Regions from separate parts of the Mus musculus genome. Here region 2 is linked to region 1. The links are chromatin loops, found by intact Hi-C in ENCODE. Cell type or tissue: heart. All regions are shown on one strand. Each heading gives the region's core, and the rest is flanking DNA. Links, peaks and the distances in the headings are about the cores only.

Region 1 (8,108 bases), core at 1,349-6,348:
CTAGGTACAAACACCAACCAGAAAGAACTGAAAATTACCAATAGCACTGCAGTTCAGTGATGGAACATTCAAGAGTCCATTGTTTTACTTCCTAGTGCTGAAAGAAAACAGAAGTACCATTGAGTAAATTATATTTGAAGGAGAAATACATCCATAGATTCACCTATTTAAACACTAGGTCCCTCCCAGATGATGGCCCGATTAGGAAGGCTGTAGAAGTTCCATGAGTTGGAGCCTTGCTGAAGAAAGGGGTTTCCTGGGAGCAAGTCTTGCAGTTTAATGGCCCACACAACTTCCTCTGGCCTCTATGCTTTCTGACTCATCAACTACTGAAGTGTAGCATCCCAGAGGCAAAGCCCAGCCATCTTTCTGTCCCCTGACACCATGCCCTTCTCTCCGTGGTGGACCATCACAAGCTGGTATTATCCCTTCCTCGGTTAAGTTGCTTCCTGTCAGACATTTGGTCAGAGCAATGAGAAATGTTAGTAACAGAAATGCCTATTCCTTATGTAAAGGAAAGCACTGTTCAGTAAATCCAAAATGAGAAAACTAAGGGAGAATAAAAGAGAGAGAATGAATTATAAGCAATGCTGACAGAAAATGTGAAAGAAAAGATCTGCACTAGAAATACTAAAGTTAGCTCCAAGTATAACAAAACCCATAACCAAAATTGAAGGAAAATCAATAGCAAAGGCAGGTGTTCTCTTAGGAATCAAGAATATATCTAATCATAATGACAATAACAATGTCTTATAAAAATAATATTAAAAATATTATCATCTTCAGTTGAATAACAACAAATAAAATCAAAGGATCACAAATAAATGGCAACACTACTGTTTAAAAACCAAAGGAAAACAAAATAAGGGCATTGTTTGAGAACAAAGATGAAAAGGACTCACTAATTCTTTAAAAAGTGATGTAATTTATAATAAAGTTAAGACATTCAATTTCAATTTTAAAGAAAAAATTACAATCATTCATGTAACAGGCTCAAAATAAATTTAAGTTTACTGTCTTCAAGTTTTATATAATGCAAAGTATCAAAGCATTCTGTTATAAATAGATTTAGATTTTGACATAAAGATATCCAACCAGGAGTATTTTAATCAAGATTAAAGTGATCTATATGCTAGAATATAATAATAAACCTTATGTTCAGATAGATGATTGATAATATTAACTATGAAGAGATGCTTTGAAATTTGCACCTACAGATTTTTTCAGTTGGCTAGGAGATAAATATATTAAGATATGTAAAATTAATATATTAGACATTACTCTGATATTTAATTTTACTGACTTAAAATAAGCATAAATTACTCTGATCCTTTGAAACTCACTGGAAAGGATCCTTCAGAGAAAAGCCAGAAAGCAAAGCAGAACTACAATAGAAAGACAATACATAAAGACAAAAACAATTAACTTTATAAATGGCTGTATCACTGGTAGTCATAAAATGTAAAGTGGGATTATGAATATGTGATAAATTTCTAACAAGAAAACATAATACTCATTGACAAATAATTTATATAGTAGAATTTTGTCTTAATTTTAGCTTATTCAAATTTAAGATAAAATACAACAGAGTTTTTAAAAACAAATACTCTAAAGAATAGATTCAAGATAAACAACAGATCTGTTCTTGAAACACTCTGAAAATTTAGAATTCATGAAGTGATAATTCTGTATTTCAGGGTTCTTTCAGAAAACAAAACCTGTGTTGTCTTTTTTCACTAGGATCAATAAGCAGATACACAGCTCAGTTTGTACTAATGAGACAGATGATTTGCTAGATGGATTTTAGACATGTGTTATGTGTCACTCTTCTGTAAGCATGCACTTTCAAGAGGTTACTGATAGATTATTGAGGGCACAGTTTTTATAAATACTGTATTGTCTCAGCACAGTAGCTTCAAATTTTACTTAAATAACCACACAGAGCACTAACATCTCCTATAGTGAGTTATGCATATTTCTCATAGAAGAATAAATTATAGTGAGGGATTCAGTTGCTGAATGATACCACTTGTGATGTTTTAAAGCTAGGGTAGAACTGAGACCATCTGCAAGCAAGACTACTAAATTCCCTCAGGCAGCTTCTGAGGTTGCTCCACCATAGGCAACAAATGGCATAGATTTGGATCAGTTTTTCTCTACTCTGCTTCTCCTTGAGTTGGCATACACTGGCTGACAATTAGAATTAAATAGACCATTGTCAGATGCCTGAATATTTGATGATAATACATTGCACGACAAACTAAGAAAAGAAACGACAACAAAACAGAGTTGGACCAATGAGTTGGTTTATAGGGCAAAGGTGCATGCTGCCAGGCCTGATGATCTGAATTCCATCCCCAGAAGTCGCATAGTGGAAGAAAAGAACTGACTCCCAAGAGCTATTCTTCTATCTCCATATGCATGTACACTCCATAAAAGCACACACGCACACATGCACACGTGCACATGTGCTCACACATGCATGCGCGTGCACCCGCACCCCCCCACACACACACACAAGGAGAAAGAGAGAGAATCAATTAATCAATTAATAAATAAACATAAGAGAAAATTAGAAAAGCACCACTGCCCGCAAAAAAATTATGATGCAGTGTAGAATGTGGTGTAGAAACTGCTAATACGAAATACTGATTTCAAATGTAGCACCTTTGTCCTTGGAAAAGCATGTTCACTGCCATGAATAAACTTTTTTGAAAGTGTATTTTTTTTTAACTTTGCCTGTTTTTATTTTCCCATCTTTTTTCTTGAGTTATATTTTAAGAAAATCTCATTTGTGTTTTCAAAATATAAAATTTCAAATTTCATCTGAAAGTATTTGAATGCTCTCTTACATATTTAAGAGTCCATGTTTGTCTGCAATGTATTTATCTTGAATTCATAGATTTTTTATTAATATTTTAACAGGATTCTATCTCTTTTTAGCCTTCAAATATTAAATGCCCCTCCTGGGGATCTGTCAGAGCATAGAATTCACGGGAAGGCAGGGACAAAAATGTTCCTGGGGACCTTTCCTTTCCACTTGGAAGCTGTGTCCTGTTGGTTTGTATGCCTGCATCCTCAGCTACTCTTTAAATCTTGAAAAAATTCTGTGAACCTTTTAATGACCTCAGTTAAAAAACATTTTTATTTATGTAGCTTCGAGAGCCATGGGGAACACAGACTTCCAGGAAGGCTGGCTCGGCCCAGAGAATGAGGAAGCAGCTAAGAACAAATATTAACCAAGTGAAGGCAGCCTGCTGGAGCCAGAGTGGAAGCAGAGGCAAGTTACAGAATGCATACATTTTATCGTAATAAGAATTCCTCTTTGGCAATGCCTAGGGAAACACATAGGCTAGAAAGGGAGAAGATAACCAGATGTATGTGCAACTATCATGTGGCGAGACATATGTTGAGTATTGTTTTTGTATTAAAGGCTGGAAGACACAGCATCTGCATCAGAATTCTAACTTTTTGTAACTGATGTATAAATCCATGGATGAACTTTACATTAAAATTAAATAAGTGTAACCCTGGATGTTAAACTACGTGTATCTTTGTTCTAGAAGAGCTTTGCTCAGTCATTCTCTAGTGTGCATATCTCATTAGCAGCAAGTGTTCTTGTCACATAATCCATGAGCAGGCTACCAAGATGTGTGGGTAAGCCACAAAATTCTCCATAGGGAGGCATTGATGTTTTTTAATTTGTCTACATTTATTCTTGAGTTTAACTTTTAAATGTAGACCAGGCTGGACTCAAACTGTCTATGTTGTTGAGGATGGCTTGTAGTTCCTGAGCCCCATGCCTCACAGGTGTGCCCGGTCGTGTCTCTCTGTGGTCACACATTCTTAACGAGCCTTTTCCTAAATGACTTACATGAAGTGCCACACTTAGTCAGTGTTGTACATTAATTTGCAAATACAAAGATATCAGGAAAGCCCCAATTCACATGCAATTTTAGTAAACATGCACACAACGCCACCTCCCATTTTCTTCCAAGTTAAAAATACATTCAGCTCTACTTCCGTTCGTCAATCTGGCACTCCAGTTCCTCCATGAGTGTGTCTCTGTTGTCTGTGTATGAACACATGTGTCTGGACACAAGATCATAACAACTGGATTTATTTGTGTTTTCAAATCATAATAAGTATTTGAAGATTTTGAAATAGTTTTTTGCTCTCTTATATCTCTAATTAGTTTTCAAATTTCTATTTGTAACTGTAATGTTTTTTTTTTTTGACCTAATGCATTTAACAGGTCTCATACATAACAAGAATAGAGTGGACAACAGTACACAAGGTACCTAAGTCTTGCTTTCAACTGTGCAAAATTTCAACTCAGTCCAGGCCTTGAAGCTCTTAGACAAAGTCCCATGGGGAAGAAGTGAATGTATTCTCTTTGGTTATGAAGAATATCTTTTCCCAAATGTATATGATTAATTAAGGCACTGTAGGAAGGAAACATGGAAAAGATTTAAAAGTTGGCTTTATCCTGTCTAGTTTATCTATAGATCTAAAATGGTATCTATGTATGTTTCCTCTGTCAGAGAGGCCTAGGATAATAAAAAGATGCAATAGTTACGTTTTTAGTCATATATACCCATTAGTTATGAGAATTTTGTACTTGAGTTCTATTTACTAAGAAAAGCCCATGAAACTGACCAAGGTTTCTGGAAGTTAAAGTAGGAGTACATTTCCCAAGAGAAATAAAAGATATGTCTTCATTGTTTTGTTGTTCACATTTGTAGAATATTATCTCACTTTATTGATATAACCACCTTACTGTAGTAATGAAAATAATAATCTAAGATCACCCCTTCATATGAACTAGAAAAGCTATTTACACTTAGATGACTTCTATTCGGATGGATACACTTAAACCTGTATTTCCATGAAAAAAAGTTATTATTCTAGCCTGTGGTAAGGTCTCAAACCTTGTTATCATTTTTAAACTTTGAATTTGTTAGAATTCAAGTGTCTACACATTTATCTCCCCTCAAAATTTGTTGCAAAGCCTTCATTACCATACATATTTTAACAATTTTCCAAAATATTTTCTCTTCTCTTTGTCCATTTACAACAAATGGATCCTGGGAAATGGAAGCATTCTTAGCTCACTGTCTGAACTGCACTTCTGAAGTGTGTGTCCATATTATTGCAAGTTATCTATGGGCCAGGGGAAGATGTTTTAGGCAACGAGGTGCTAAAGAGAATGAAGGATAGCACTACTGCTGTGTGACAGACAACAGTCTAAAGGATACTTAGGTTCTCTGCAAGCTTTCACTAGCAGAAGGCATTAAGGCAATTCTGCTGGTACCTGCTTTATTTTCTACTACATTTTATTTTGCCTTTTCTTCCTCATGCACTTGGTACCATACAGTTCATGATTGGCTGGGTATAAGGGAACATTAGTAACTGTCTTAGCTTTGGAATAAGTCCAAAAGCAAGAAATGTAAAGAGGACATATGTTGTGTCATGAACATAACACAAGTGTAGTTTGCACCTGATTATCCTGAGAAACTTGGGGACCAAGAGCTTTGGCACTAAATTGCATTATGGGCACCAAATTGCATTATGGGCACCATGCATAGTTTGGAGAGAAAAGCTGCCATTGCCACCCAGTGGCAACATGAATTATTGCATGTTCATGTAAATCCCATTTGCTTTGCCAGAGACCCATATGGAGACTGGCAAGGTGTTAATGCATTTTTAAAGGACTAGAAAGTACCTTGTATATTTTGGTTGTGAGTCTAGCCTGTAATGGCCAAACCACCTCTCTTATATCGCTAATTTGTTTGATTTCTCCTTGTCTCTACCTTTACAGGGAAGTTTTCCCTAGGTTTAAAAGAATGAATCATTCTATACAGATAATATCTATCAATATTTAAGAACTACGTGGAAAGATCTTAAGTGGACCACGGATACATACATATTATCATGGGGTTTCCACTTACTAAAATGTTCAGCACTAAATTTCAGATATACAAGTGCTCATTTTTGCCAGTGCTTTGAACACACTGACAATTTATAGGAGACAACAGTTCCCACCTGTGTGATTAGTTATACAAACTAGTAAAGAGCCAGACATAAGAGACACTTATCTTGTGACAATCTTGTGATAATATATTTATTTATTTATTTATTTATTTATTTATTATTTGCGAGTGTATTCATGGAAGGGGGCTCACATTTGTGGATTGGTTCATATCGTGGCTTATATGGGAAGTTCACAGAATATCTTTGTGAATTTAGTCTTCTCCTCCTTAATTTATACTGATTTGATGAATGAAACTCAGGTTCCCAGACTTGCATAGTAATTGCAGTGCTATCTTTACCCACAGAACTACCTTACCAGCCCTGGTCTTACATTTTAGTATTCTACATAAAGAAGAATATTTCTACTACCTTCTGTGTAAGAGCTGATGTTAGTCTCATTTAAGTTTTGAATTCACTAGCAATTCAAATTGTCTTCCTTTTTAAAGCAGCTTCTATTACAATGGTGTTTATTTTCTCCTGTAACACACAGATCATTCAAAGGGCTACATTGTGCAGCTGCCAGCTGCCTATCCCTCTGCCTTTCTACTAGACTTTAAAAGAATCTTAACCTGAAGAGATAGGACATATTCAGAGTTCTCCAACCTTGGCCTCCCATTCTGTATAACTAACTCTTGCTCCTTCATCTTAAAACTCTGTAGACATAGTTAGGTCTCGAGTCTGCAAACAGCAGGATTGTCTGCTGTCCTCTCACAGAGCAAGGCAGTACAGAGAAAAATGGATCACAGATAGTCTATAAAAGACTGGAGTTAATATGCTTGATATGAGTGGGGTTGTTACTCAAGAGAGTGAAAAATGCATTTATATTTTTGATGTGGGATATATATATATATATATATATATATATATATATATATATATATACACAAGACATTGAACGCAATCAACAGCTAAAATGAAAAGTAAGTAACTGAGATTTGTTTGCTGTATGTCTTGCTCATCAGTCAGTAGGCTTTCATTGGAATATATATTCATTTACTTTGGACTCAGTGGTCTAAGCCATTTTCAACAACCCAGGATCTGCCAACAACATGCAAAGTAGAGCAAAATAATATAAAAAGGTATGCATAAAGAATGTGTACATTAACTGTTTAACACACAATGACACCTTTATTTTAAAAGCATATAGCAGAATCAAATCAAATTTAGAAGTGAATGGAATATCTTCTTGCATATTCATTAGTTAAAACACTTAGAAAATTTTTTCTTTAAAAGGAAAACATCTTTTCTTTGCCTTCCCATTTTTCTCCTAGATTTGCGTGACTTACAGGCAAACACTTTCATCCAGAAAGAAATCCATCCAAATTAAGATAATGAATTGGCACATTGTTAAGTATCCATACGAATGTGGTACAGCCTCCACTTATCTCCTCCTTGGATGTGGTGTAGTTACCATGTGTGCTTTACGCCTTGAGGCTGAAAACTGGGTTTTCTGTATACAGCAATATATGTAGCCAACTTAATGTGCTGACCCTTTTACTGTTAATCGTGTAAAAAAATACAAGTATGTGGTTTACAGTTCTCCTCTTCACTTACTTTTGGCCTGGCCTTTGAATTTATAAAGTGTTCTTATTACAGATTGTGATCATGTGTCACAAATCAATTCTGTGACATTTTTGCCACTGGTAGAGAGATACAGGAGTGACAGCTTATCCGAAGCAAGGAAAGAAGGATTTAAAGAGTCAGAGAATAAAGCAGATCTCAGTTGTGTGCACCACGAACTACTTTCTTAAACTTAGTATTGACTATTGAGCAGAGATTTTTAAATAATTCTAACCTGAATTTCAAGTATTGAAATAAGCCATTTTAAACTTATGCCACTGAAAATTTCTTCAATGTCTGACATCTTGACAGTTTACACATAGGACTCAGTTTAGAACTCTATTATCATTTATTTTATTATTCTCTTTTCTTTTGGGCACCTCCATTGCCATCTAATGTCCTTCACTTCACTCTGAAACCCCTTCTTTCCACCCTCCCTCACTGACTAAACCATTAGCCACACAGTACATTTGAATACAGATTAGATTTTCCAATTTGTAACTACATGTTAAGAA
Region 2 (8,108 bases), core at 1,484-6,483, 1.3 Mb before region 1:
AATTAATTTCTGATCCTCGGGATATGGGAATATTCTATTTTATCTCTATTATAATTCTCTGATACTTTCAGAATTCATTCTTTGTTTCTTCTGGTTTTCCTACCACTGACAATGTAGAATATAATGTCTTTACATGTGCATTCCAGCCTAATGAAGGATGCTTTTAGTAGCTCATTACAAAATAAGAGATTAGATGTAAGTTTCCTTTTTCTCTTGGTTCCCTTTATAAAATTGAAAACACCACCATTAATAAGATATGAAGACCTACGGTTGGAAAGTTGGGTGGTAACTCTTAACCTAACTCTTGAACGTTTGCAGCCCTCACTAGGCTGTGAGCTGCTGAACTTGACATCCTTCTGTCTGTCTGCTTCAGTCTCCCAGTTTTCACAGCCTTGAATGTCTCAGCAGGCCTTGCCCTTAGTCTTTAAACTCAGCCTGATAGTTTCCTGCTGTGGCCACTTTGTTCTTCAGAATGTTTTCAAGGTTTTCCCTTCTTAAAGTCAGTTTCATCTTGAGCTGATTTGAAGATAAAGTTTCTGCAGCAGAAGTTTGTAGGTCCCTCTGATAGAATTAACCTACTTATTATAGGTAAATAATAAATAAATAAATAAATAAATAAATAAATAAATAACAGGAAGTCTTCTATAGTCTAGTCAGCTAATAGTGAAGTCGTAATTATTTAAGATCAGTTGTTTAATATGCTAGTTCAGAAACACTGGTTTGTATTTTTGGTTGTTGGTTGGTGTGTTTTTAGTTTTGGTTGGTTGGTTGGTGTTTTGTTTTGGTTTGGTTTTTTTCATGGCAGGGTTTCTCTGTGTATCCTTGTAGACCAGGGTGGTCTGGAACTCAGCTATCATCGTGGCTCTGCCTCTTGAGTGCTGTGCCACCACTGCCCAGCCATAAGCAGTATTTCTTAATGCCCTCCCTATCTGATAGTGTAAGATTCAAAGCTTTGATAAATGTCACGGAGAGGATTGTATTGTGATTTCCTACAAACATCTAGATTTGTTGTTCCAGCTATAGCTCCATGGTTATTTTGTTAGTAATAGCTGTTACCATCACCAACTGTGTGTGGCTAGAAAGGGTGTTCTTGTGGAACAGGTTTTTGTGTTAAAGAAATATTTCTAGTTACAAGAGATAATAAGTAAAGTCATATATTGTCTCTGCTCTGAATTGGTTTCAATAATTTGTTGTTGAAGACCTGTTGTTAATGAGTTGGGTGGTGACTTTTATGGCATGCCAAGAAAAATATTCATACATTTAATTGGAGATCTTAGTTTCTTTAGCTCTCTGAATTTTTTACCAAGAAATGTTGAAGTATTTCTAATATCTATTTATCACTTAAATGTGGTTTGTCTTTAACTAGATATATAGTTGGAAACATTCTTTGAATTCAGTTGTTTTAAAACTACAAATTTCATCAGAAGGCTTTTCATATGTCAAGTTAAACATTGGTTTAGGTTTAACGTGACACAAGTTGGATTTCATCATTTACATTAAAAGCAGCACAATTTCCTGGCCTTTTTTTTTTTTTTTAAAAGAAAATCAGAGTAAAGAGCTAAATCCGAGTGGAATGGCCCAGCCTGCTTCCCAAGCCTGCACAGCAAGCAGGCGGCTGGGTGCAGAGGGAGCTCACAAGAACCCACTTTCACTTCTAGGCGCCTCTCTGCAGACAGAGCTACCTGTGCCACCTCTGGCCTTGTAACTAAAGTACTTCATGAAGTTAAAGAAAATTCTCAGAAAATGCTGCTTCCTTCATTCTACAAGGCTACTCATAGTGCTAAGATTTCTGTTCTTCCTGGCCTTTCCCCCCTATAAAAATGTCATACTTTATGTCTGCAGGGTTCTATAACTGCCAGTAGAGGGCACTGTTGTAACGCAAGAGAAATGTATTGCTTCCCTAACTCCTTGTCTGCCTTTGCAATTTGCAGTGTTTTTAAAAGCAATATTCTCTATGTAATTAAAATCCGTTCTCTGTATAATTAGCAGTTGAGCCGTATTCTTTGTGGCAGAGTTTGTTTGTGGATGGCATTTTTTTAAGTCTGTGTTCCATCTATAGCTAAGTGCCTAAACTGCCCTCTATTAAAATATAGGAAGTTGTGTTGCTTTTTCTCTACACTAAGCAATGCTGGAGATGGAAATGTATAAAAATTACTTTAGGTTTCATTTAGGCCCTACGAGCTAATTATCCAGTAGGGAACGTTTAAAATTCTTGGTTCCAGTGGAGTTAATATGCCATGGTCAAGAGGAGTGTTCGGGTGCCTGGCGTAGTAGCAGGACCGCTAATTCTGTGCTAGTGCTCTGCTGATGCAAGCTACTGATCACCTTAGCAAGTTTGCTAATAACTTTTCCTTTCGTGCTTCCTTAAAATCATATGCCATCGATACAGTTATCAAACCACTAAAGAGTGATGTGGAAAGGTGGCTGAAACTGCCTCTCTTGCTTAACTCTCATAAATGTCATTTGGAGTGACTAAATGTGTACTCATGGCCTGGCCTCTGCAGGCTCTGGAGGGCAGTGAGACTAGAGAGTCCCAGCCTGGAGTTCAAGCGCCCGGGCCGGCCGGCCACACTTCGTAAGCTTTATGGTTTGCCTCCCCAAGTAGTCTAAAATCAAAGAAATTGATTTCAAGGCCAAACTATAACGTCTTTTCTCAGTTTTGGAACTGAAACTTTATGACTAATATTTTGAAATTATTTCATTTTGTGCTTTAAAGTTGCAAGAGAAATTTAGTTGAGAATCAGAAATCTTAGCACTATGAGTAGCCTTGTAGAATGAAGGAATCAGCATTTTCCTGAGAATTTTCTTTAACTTCATGAAGTACTTTAGTTACAAGGCCAGAGGTGGCACAGGTAGCTCTGTCTGCAGAGAGGCGCCTAGAAGTGAAAGTGGGTTCATGTGAGCTCCCTCTGCACCCAGCCGCCTGCCTGCTGTGCAGGCTTGGGAAGTAGGCTGGGCCATTCCACTCGGATTTAGCTCTTTACAATCTGATTTTAAAAAACAAAACAAAACACTGTGTTAACATTTGAGAAGAGTGAGCCTGTGTAAGGGCACTATCATAACATAAAGGGAAACACTTGGAACTATCTTTCAGGCCTCAGTCACTGGAGGTGTCATTTCAGGATATTTGAGTTTAACTAAAGTGAAAGCTGAAAATTTCAGGCTATGGTAAGGAAGGATTCTGCTGTTTTTCACAGAGTTTTTCTGATGTTATAGCTGTCCCCAAAGGAAGACATTCAGTTTCTTCCCTGTTGGTCCCCTGCTCCTTTGTACTTCATGGGACTTCTTAAGACAGAGGCTTTGCTGTTTGTTTAAAATATACTAGGTAGGTTAGAAAAAAAAATAACTGAATGTTGTTTATCTGAAGGCATAAAACCATTGCTTTCTTATTTCTTATAACCAAAGAGGAAATAAAGCAAAATTTCCTTTTGTTGGAGCATTTGTATTGAATGTGGGGACTTGCCTGTATTGTCTTGTAATGGTTATCGCTGCCTTTTCGCCCACAGAGGCTATCACAGGTTTTAGTCTGGGCTGTTTGTATTCAGCAAGGTCAAGATAAGTTTTATCTCTACAGATAAGTCAAGTGCATTAGGATCGATAGGCAATAGTAAAATTCGCTGAAAATATTATTGCCAAGTTCTTAATGATTTTTAAAGCTATAAGCTTGTCATGTGGAATATACCCATACTGGTTTTTATTTATTTGAATGGCACTAAAAGTGTCATTAATTATGCAGGCTTTTTAAAGAGACAGGAACCGATTAAAGTAGCGTTTGGGCAGCCGTGAGCCGTGAGCTCCAGTGTTAAACTGATGAAGTATGAGAAGCTGCTTGGTTTTCTTTTTAAAGAAAATGCCAAGAGAACAAATATTATAGAAGGCATTTATAAATTAAAAACATAACTTGAGTTTCCTTGTTAAAATAATCATTTTTGACTTTGTATAGATATCCATCTTACCCAGGGGCCACGCCACAGATTTTGGTTTCCTTAGCTGAGAAACTCTGGTGGGAAAGGAAACCTATCCTACCCGTACGAGGAGCTGTGAGGAACCCTTTGTAAGAACTGCTGCTTGAGTGTGTGACAGGCAGAGAAGACAGGAAGGACACAGACTCATTCACTGGTTTGTTTTTAACTCAGAGGAACACCCTTCTGATACCTTTCTCATAGAGTTTCGAGTCTGTTTGTTTCCATTTTCTGCAGGTAAGACCACCATCACCTTAGGGCAAATGTACCTAGAATTTATTTTCTTTCTTGGTAGCAATCCTGCTAGATGCCCCCATGCAGGGGCCACATTACAGTTGGAAAGCACACGCTCTAGAGAAGTTACATGTCTCGGTGGGCTTTCTTCTCCAGCGTTATGTAACAACAACGCTTTGCAGACTTTACAGCCTTGGGATTCCGTATTTTGTTATGGCTGTATGAGTTTATGCTTTTCAATTTCTTAAAATATATGTTCTTCGCTCTTGCTCCTTTAGAGATCAGTCGGTGGCTTTTCCTTGCTTTAAGGGGACTTTTCCTCTCTTAGTGGATAATTGAGGTAAGGAGACTGGGACCAACTTCGGTGTTGATTTCAGGTGTTCTTATTCCTACACAGGAAACCGTGTCACTCATTGCCCCAGAATTGTGCCTCTTGTGTTCTTTCCTCCCTCCTTCTCTCTCAGTACTTAATGCATTTATGTGACCACTTAAGTAAAAGTTATAGAAATACTTGGCACCCTTCTAGAAACTGTTAGCATTTTCTTTAAAAATTTCTATAGAAGATGATCTTTGGGTCGTATGCTTCTTAGTTCTGATAGTGTGGCCCACACAGCCACCAGTGTAGCTACAGCAATGTTTCCTCAACACACATACAGAAAAAGCTGTGATTTCTTTCTGGATCCTCTAGACTGTGCTGTGAGAGGGAGAAAGCCCAAAGGCTGTGTGGCCTCACTGGCTGAAGGGCTGCTCTAAGCACTGGCGCTGGCGGGCACGCAGGGAGCCGTGGCCCCAGCTGAAAAGTTACGTGAAAGACAAGTTGGTGTCTCGTCTCAGAGTTATCTTTGTGTGGCAGGCCTAATGCAACACTAAGAGTTAGAGCTTTAAAAATAGAACAATGGTCCTTTTAAAATATAGTTAGTGTAGTGAATTTACCCCCAAACTCTCCGGTGTCTCATTACTCAAAAAAAAAAAAAAAAAAAAAAAGAGGAGAAACTGTCCTGCCAGCAAAGAAGTGCATTGGGGAAATGGCCACTCTCTTTGAGAACATTTTAATTCAGTTTTAATCAAGAGGGCAATAAAAGAGGAAACATTTTAAAACTTGGTGTTTTCTTCTAGGATTGATTTTACTGATAGAAAATAGGCTGCAAACTGTGTCGGAAGCTCCCGTTGTGGCGAACGGAAGTCTGTAGCTGTGACATGAGGTGGTTTCTCTGCCTAGGGCTTTGCCTTCTCTGTAGAAGGAAGGGACATACCTACTGACCAGAAGCAGACACGTCACGTGTGGTAAATAGCTTGGAGCACTCTTTATGGTTACCTTTTCTTTGCTCCTAAGTAATTGTTAAATAAAAATTTTAGTAGAGAAATGAGAGCACTGTTTAAGATGAATTTTTTTAAAACAGTCTGAAGTACATTTTAGAATTTTAAAATAATTATTGTTTCCTGAAAACAACACTTTAGCTTCCTGTTTAGCGAACACTCATATTTTTAACTGTGAACCTGGCGTTCTGTAAGCTGAAATAGAACATTTTATATAAAGTTACTTGGGGCAAGAAAGTCTAGGTGTAGGTTATCCCACGTGCACATATTCTAAACATTTCCTCATGGTTTCGTTAAAAGACCACTTATTGTTGAAGCTTTAGGTCGAGATTGTTGATATCTGGTGTTCACGGGACAAAAGAAAGGGACGGTATAGAAATTAGTGTGTGATAGCTGTCTACAGTCATGAATGTAAATTGTTATGTCATGTCGCGTGTAATCTGTGAATTTGGACATCGACACATATTTTCAAAAGTTGTGAAAGTTCCTTGGTTTAATTATTGTTATCACTGGAGAGATGCCAAGATCCTCATTTCCCCTGAAATCTTCCCGTGGGCTGGAAGGGCTTTTTTCACCTCCTAAAGCTTGTCTTCCCCTCCTCAGACAGGTGGCCTGACGCCGGGAAGCGTGCTGCTTTCTCCCTGCACAGGGACCTCATCTGCCTCCTTTATCCTCAGCAATCTAAGTAACTGTCAGCCTGGCCTGCGGAGCTCTCTGGAGTTCCTTCTCGCTCGCTCGCTCCATTCCAGTGGCGATCCCTCACCTCATGTTTAGTTTTGCTGTTGCCGCCCTTCTTGGGCTGTTCAAGTCTTTCTTTATAATGTGGCTATAGCTTCTGTCACACGACCACACGCTTAGTCTAAAGCCTCGTAGAGTACATGAGACAGTAGCAGTGTCTGAGTCCTTAGAGGCAGTTAATACTGATTTTATACAATTCTGAAAAGACAGTTTGAGTGTGTAGCTTTGGGACTGATCTTAGACCCGGTGGGTGTTGAGGTGGAATACTTAGAGGCCTTGCCATTCCTTTCATAGTTGACTGTTTGCAGTTATTAGTTAGCTAATTTCTCAGTGTTTAAAACCCAAGTCAGATAGCCCCATTTCTTAGCCTGAAATTGTCTGCAAATGTTAAAGAAAATATAGTTGTCATTTCTTGCTCAATTCTTGAAGGCACAAAGGGGGGAAACATTTACAGTATTTTGGCACCGGTTTACTTCTAAATCCTTGGACCGTGAACAAAACATGATATCATATACAGTGGGGTTTGGGGTACTATTTTAATACACTAGCAATACACATTCCCTTTAGTAATGTGCCATGGTAAAGCACAGAAGTGTTGGAGCTAAGATGGCTGGCTGCTGAGTCCTTTTGAGGAAGTGACTTGACCGAGAACTACAAAGCCAATATGGGACAGAAATAGAGAACATGGCCTTTAATCACATGACACATGCCTCCTCCTTTGGGATCTCATGTGTTATTTTGGAGACGGCTGGCTGATAGGAGCCCCTGTCTGATGGAAGCACATGTCTTTGTCTCCTCGTGTCATGGTCCCCTTGTGGCGGACTCATTGTACTTTAAGATCTCTAGTTTTTCAGTGTACTGCATTTGAGTATGTACTACATGCCACTGGTGTGCATAATGAGAGGCCACAGGTGCTGTGCCTCTGACCTCACGCTGCAAGGCATGCTAAATACAACCTCAGCGGGCATGCATGGCATGAGCAGGAATTTCAGAACTGTTAGTGACAGAGGTGGCGCTTGAGTGAGGTTTCTTGGCTCTTATTCCAGAAGCACTTTAGAGATTGAGGCACTAGAATTATGACTTGAAGGCCAGCCTAAACTACTCAATGGCAAGACCCTCAAATTTTGAGACCCTTTTAAAAGAGAAATATATAAAATTTTAGATATGAAAGCTGATTAAAATACCTATCAATAATATAATAAAGGCCGTGAAATGTTATATAACACTAAAAAAGGATCTTTAGGAAGACAGAGTGTAGAAAAATCTCTCAGACGTCAAGTTCAGTGATAGAATCTAGGTTCAGACAGTACCTGTGCTTGTGGCAGAGTAATGATCAGTTAGACCAGTGATCAGTTAGACCACGGTTCATTGGGAAGGAATAGTTACCGCAGTTTTCTGTCTGCATCTGAGTATGTCCAACTTGTCAAGAGCCACAATTGTAAATGGATGTGCTTGGTGTATATTTCTTCTTCTTGTTCTTGTTGATGATAGTTTGTTTTCTTTGTTTGATTTTTTTCAGTTTGGATTTTGGGGTTTTTGTTGTTGTTTTGTTTTGTTTTGTTTTGTTTTTGAGACAGGGTTTCACATCTGACTCACCAGGATCACCGCTTTCCCTGTGGGCCATTATTAAATAAAGTAAGGGTCACTTGATCACAAGCTATGTGATACTTTTGCACCGATCTGATAACTGACAGGGTTACTAAGTGACACAAGTACTAGCTAGTCGGGGACTGCCTGGCTAGCAGTGTGGGCAGTGGGCTCATTTACACCCTGGACTGTGGAGTGGGATGGTCCTCAGAAGAGCCTGCAGTCTAGAGTATACATACATATGTTATCTGTAGAGGGCTGTGGTCTGTA

What was found. A loop is a pair of places that touch in the nucleus more often than their neighbours do. Peaks named below come from ENCODE experiments on the same cell type or tissue, not always from the same donor. Only the 100,000 strongest peaks of a DNase experiment are listed, where the experiment ranks them.
Region 2: a loop joins it to region 1, with 13 times the contacts of the local background. A loop is called at or near these places in 19 of 42 quality-filtered maps.

Annotation. Positions count from the first base shown.
Region 1 is chr2:8,751,840-8,759,947 of GRCm38, reverse strand. No RefSeq gene overlaps it. Among named protein-coding and RNA genes, the nearest start is that of Gm30957, 190 kb to the left of the region's middle. In heart, for the core only: a CTCF peak has its summit at 5,618 (motif pointing left); no DNase peak of the experiment used is centred there.
Region 2 is chr2:10,004,235-10,012,342 of GRCm38, reverse strand. The region is part of intron 2 of Taf3 (TATA-box binding protein associated factor 3); the gene reads left to right. Among named protein-coding and RNA genes, the nearest start is that of Taf3, 40 kb to the left of the region's middle. In heart, for the core only: a CTCF peak has its summit at 1,862 (motif pointing right); no DNase peak of the experiment used is centred there.